2 separate regions of the Homo sapiens genome follow, and region 1 is linked to region 2. Evidence: read pairs that join two places in POLR2A ChIA-PET (ENCODE). Cell type or tissue: IMR-90. All regions are shown on one strand. Region 1 overlaps STXBP3 (syntaxin binding protein 3). Region 2 overlaps CSF1 (colony stimulating factor 1).

Region 1 (2,500 bases), 1.1 Mb after region 2:
CACCTCCCAGGTTCAAGCGATTCTCCTGCCTCAGCCTCCTGAATAGCTGGGATTACAGGAGTGTGCCACCATGCCCGGCTAATTTTTGTATTTTTAGTAGAGATGGGGTTTCACTATGTTGATCAGGCTGGTCTCGAACTCCTGACCTCAAGTGATCTGCCCGCCTCGGCCTCCCAAAGTGCTGGGATTACAGGCATGAGCCACCGCACCCGGCCAGGTAGAAATTTAATAAGGAAATCCCAGAAGTAAAGAAGCCAAAGAAAGAAAAGATAAGCTCTCTACACATCATTAGTTGACTGCTAAACTATGCATGTGTGGGGAAAACCTGAGAAAGTCCAGGAAAAAAAATGAGGGAAAAAAGGGCTGGCTGCAGTGTCTCACATCTATAATCCCAGTGCTTTGGGAGGCTGAGGCAGGAAGATCGCTTGAGCCCAGGAGTTCAAGACCAGCCTGGGCAACATAGTGAGACCCTGTCTCTACAAGACATTTAAAAATTAGCTGGGTGTGGTGGCATATACCTGGAACCTTAGCTACCTGGGAGGCTGAGGTGGGAGGCTCACCTGAGCCCATGCGTTTGAGTTTATAGTAAGCTACGATCATGCCACTGCACTCCTGCACTCCAGTGTGGGCAACAGAGAGAGGCCTTGCCTCTATTTAAAAAAAAAAAAAAAATTAAAAAAAGGAGGGAGACTTAAGAACTGCCTATTTTGGAATGCAACCCCTAACCCACACTCAGCTTGATCAGTAGAGGATGGAAGCCATACAGGCTTGAAGTGTCTGAACAGATAACTGACTGACCTCTAAACTACACAGACATAGGGGCAACCACTAGAAGCTAAGATAAAAAATTAAAAAATTTTAAAAACTCAACAAGGACATCAGTGGCTACAAGAGAGCAAGAGAGAAAGATTCCATAGTTCAAAGTCCACACAAATTACTAAAACAATTTGGAGTTGCTATAATACATTATCTAAAAGGTCCAATTTTCAACCAAAAATTAGTAGATATACAAAGAAACAGGAATGTGTGACTCATACTTGGGGGAAAAAAAAACATTCAGTAGGAATTAACCCTGAGTAGACTCAGATGTTAGGGACTTCCAAGCAATTATAAATATGATCAAAAGAATTAAAAAGAAAAATATGGTAACAAGTTAACAACAGGGAATCTCAACAGTCAGAAATGGAAATTTAAAAAAATCAAATGGAAATTCTACATGTGAAAGTACAATAACAAATTTTAAAAAGATGAAAGAAAAGAGCCTCAGTAACTCACAGGACAATGTCAAACCCTCCAACTTATGTGTAACAGGAGTTTCAGAAAGAAAGGAAGGAGAGAGAAAGGAGCAGAAAAATATTTGAAAAAAATAATGCCTGAAAACTTCCCAAATTTGATGAAAATTATTAACTTGCAGATTTAAGAAACTCAACAATCCTCAGGTAGAATAAACACAAAGAGAACTATACCTAGACACAACACAGTTAAAGGCTGAAAGCCAAAGATCAAGAGGAAATCCTGCAAGATATAACTCAAGACACTGTTTAGGATACAAACATATGTAGAAAAAGTATAAAGACATACAGGCAATAAACACCAAATTCAGGACAGAAAATAAGGGAAAATAATAAAACCATAGTGTGATATACAGGAAGCTTGAATTATAATGATTTAGTTAATAAGCTGGGCACTGGGCATAAGGGTATGCATTGTAACATTCTCTGTATCTTTTTAAATGTTTAAAGTACCTCAACACAAAAATAATTATCAAAAAGGATTAAGGTCTCTGCTATGTGAAGGAAGAGGAGGTGGGGAAGGAAATACTTCTTGTTTCATGAAAATATTTTTTATAATAAAGTACATTTTCATATTGCTTATCTGGATTCATTTAAAACAAGTTACAGTTAAAGAAAAAATACAGGATTATATACTTGAAAGAAAGTTGCCAAATATGAGTATCTGTGTACCATTTTAAATTATTAGTCCGTAGAATGAAAATTTCATTGATTTTCACTTGTAGAATTTACCTTACAGCTCCTGAACCATTCCATACTGCTGGACACTGGGAACAATATGGCCATTCTTTTGAATCTAATCTATTATCAATAGCATCCTAAGGAAGGAAAGAGTTAATTCCATCAATAAAATTGTAAATTGCAGGACTTTGTTTGGCATAAAGGTCAAAACTTGCATTTGCAATTGAGGAACCTTAGACATAAATATTTAGTATAAGATTAGTCTTTTCTTTGAAACTCACAAACCTTATTTCCTTCAAAAATCAGTGAAATCATTTACTTATTACACCAATATTTGCTGCATGACTCCCTTTCTTCATTTGGAGGGTCCCCATGCTGTTATAAGGATTCCAGGCACCTTATCAGAGCCTTTAGTTCTATGGTGCCGGGGGTCTCTAATCATTATTCCAGTCGTGACACACTTCTAAAGCTTTGCCCTTCATAGCTACTACTGCTATGGCCTAGGGGTACTCAAGACAATTCAATGG
Region 2 (2,500 bases):
TGAGCCTGGGAGGTTGGGCTGCAGTGAGTCGTGATTGCGCCGCTGAACTTCAGCTTGGGTGACAGAATGAGACCCTGTCTCAAAACAACGACAACAAAAACAGAACAAAAAGTCCTCCCTCAATTACACACTCCCTCCAGCTACATCTCTTTTCCTGCCCCCATTCGGATCCAAGTTCTTCCACAGTGGTGTCTCTACTTCCTCTCTTTCTGTTCACCCTGATCCAGCATGTGTGACACGTTGCCAAATCCAATGGACAATTTTAGCCCTCACCTTGCTTGATTTCTCAACGCTTTTTTATGAATCTCCATCCCTTATCCATCTTGGAATGCAGTGCCTCGACTCTGCACTCTCCCTCTTTTCCTCCCACCTTCAGGCTGCCCCTTGCCAGGTCCCCCATCCTCTGCTTGCCCTCCAAATGCTGGGTTCCTGGGCCTGCTTCTCTTCTCACAGTGGCAGTGCTGTCCAGTCCCATGGCTTCACAGATAAGCCGAACCCCCATGCCTCATAGATCTGTGCATTGCTGGTCACACTCAAGACCCGCACACCTAGCTGCCTCCTCAACGTCTCCACTCACCATTTCATGAGCACCTCACGTCTGCTGTGCCCCAGACTGAACTGTCTTCCCTCAAACCTGCTCTGCCCATGGATCATCCCCGTTTCAGCATCATTGGAATATCCAGGTGCTCAAGACAAAAACCATCCTTGGCTTTTTCTTTCCCTCAGCTTCTCACATCCACTGCACGTACCAAGTCTTGTTGATTCTGCCCCTAAACCCACGGGAACATGTCCAGTCCACTTGCCTCCACCTTCACTGTCCCACCTTGGTCCAAGCCGCCAATGTGTCTAGCCTGGACTCACACCTTCTGCTGGTCTCCCAGCCTCCATTCCTGCCCCCTGTGGTCTATCCTCCACATAGCAACCAGGTCAGTCTTATAACCTGAGATTAAGCCACATGCCTGTTCACAACAGCTTCCCTCACCCTTAAGACAAAATCCCACATCTCTAAAACCACATGTGATCTGGCTCCTGACTTCTCTCCTCCCCCTCCTTCACTTCCCATGCTCTGGCCATGCTGATAACCCTTTGGGTCCCTGAATGTGCACTTTCCTGTTTGTTTACCTTAGGGCTTTGTGCATAGCTTTTCCTGTTCCAGAATGTTCTTCTAGCCTTACTGCTTTCAATTCTTACTCATCTTTGGAGCTCAAATCAATATTTGCTTACTCAGAAGCCTTTCTTGTCTCTGCTTCCCCAACTCCATGGAAGTCTGAGTTCCCTGTTGCTCTCCTTGAGCCCTTCAGGTTCTTGTTCCCAGCTCACTCCTCCACTTCCTTCGGGTCGTCTCATCCCTGGTTTACTCTTCTCCAGTGCTGTTATTGCCATGCTACATGTTGTATATTTTACTTACATATTTTGTTAACTGTCTCACCACCACTACCGTCACCCCCAAATGTAAGTTCCAGGAATGTGGGGATTTTTGTCTGTTTTCATCACAGCTGTTTCCTGGTGTCTAGAACAGTGTCTGGTACACAACAGACACACAATAACTGCTTGCTGTTGGAATGAACAGTCCTTATAGTTTGTAATTCTATTTACTGGTGTCATGGTTTGTTTAACAGCTGCCAAGCTCACTTGACTATAAGCTGCATGGGGTGGGACCATGTATTTGTTGCTCATGATGACATTGTCAGGGCCCAGCATGATCCCTCCTGCCTCCTGCCTGGTAAAGGTTGGTGGGATGACAAATAAATGAGAGTGAGCAAGCAATGGCGTGAGGCGAGGTGAGCGAATGTACTCTGTGCCTGTGGATAGAGCGGCGCCTCCACAGCCACCCTCTGCCCTCACTCAGTGCTCCAGGCCTCAGGGCTTCCTACCTTGTCATGCTCTTCATAATCCTTGGTGAAGCAGCTCTTCAGCCTCAAAGAGAGTTCCTGCAGCTGCACAATGGCGATGGCATTGGGGGTGTTATCTCTGAAGCGCATGGTGTCCTCCATTATGTCTTGTACCAGGAGAAATGCCTTCTTAAGGTAGCACACTGGATCTTTCTGAAAAACAGGAACCTGGAGCTTATGGCCTGGCCATTGTGGCCTGGGAACCCCCAACCCCAGGCAGATGGAGGGTTGCAGCTTGCTCTCCCCCTTCCCCCAGGGGAGGGACCACACCATGCCAGCAACTAGGAGAATGCCGCCCTCAGCTTGCCTGTCTTTCTCTCTCTTTGGGATCTAGCGCCACTGGAGACTGGGCTAGAGTGAAGGAAATGTGGATTCTGATTAGAGAGTTCTCTGGGTTTCTGGAATATGAGGCTTTAATCACGATGGATGTATATAGGGAAGGTGGGCTCCAGGGAACCTTCCCCTGCCTTTCTTTCTGTCTTCCTCTTGTCTTGCTTTCACAAATATCTTTTACCATATGGCCCCTTCAAATCCTCCAGGACATAGGGGTGCTGAAGACTATCTCATGGTCCAAAGAATAACCTCTGTGTTTTGTCTCCCTAAAGAGA

What was found. Peaks named below come from ENCODE experiments on the same cell type or tissue, not always from the same donor. Only the 100,000 strongest peaks of a DNase experiment are listed, where the experiment ranks them.
Region 1: POLR2A ChIA-PET joins it to region 2 with 19 read pairs; 1 of 35 experiments calls an interaction of 5 or more read pairs at or near these places.

Annotation. Positions count from the first base shown.
Region 1 is chr1:108,799,830-108,802,329 of GRCh38, reverse strand. STXBP3 (syntaxin binding protein 3) reads right to left here. Exons shown (of 19, transcript NM_007269.4): 17 at 2,025-2,110. Among named protein-coding and RNA genes, the nearest start is that of STXBP3, 54 kb to the right of the region's middle. In IMR-90, no CTCF peak of the experiment used is centred here; a DNase peak (open chromatin) is centred at 1,059; H3K27ac peaks cover 456 bases.
Region 2 is chr1:109,916,838-109,919,337 of GRCh38, reverse strand. It overlaps CSF1 (colony stimulating factor 1), which reads right to left. Exons shown (of 9, transcript NM_000757.6): 4 at 1,875-2,045. Among named protein-coding and RNA genes, the nearest start is that of CSF1, 7.2 kb to the right of the region's middle. In IMR-90, no CTCF peak of the experiment used is centred here; a DNase peak (open chromatin) is centred at 1,427; H3K27ac peaks cover 1,251 bases.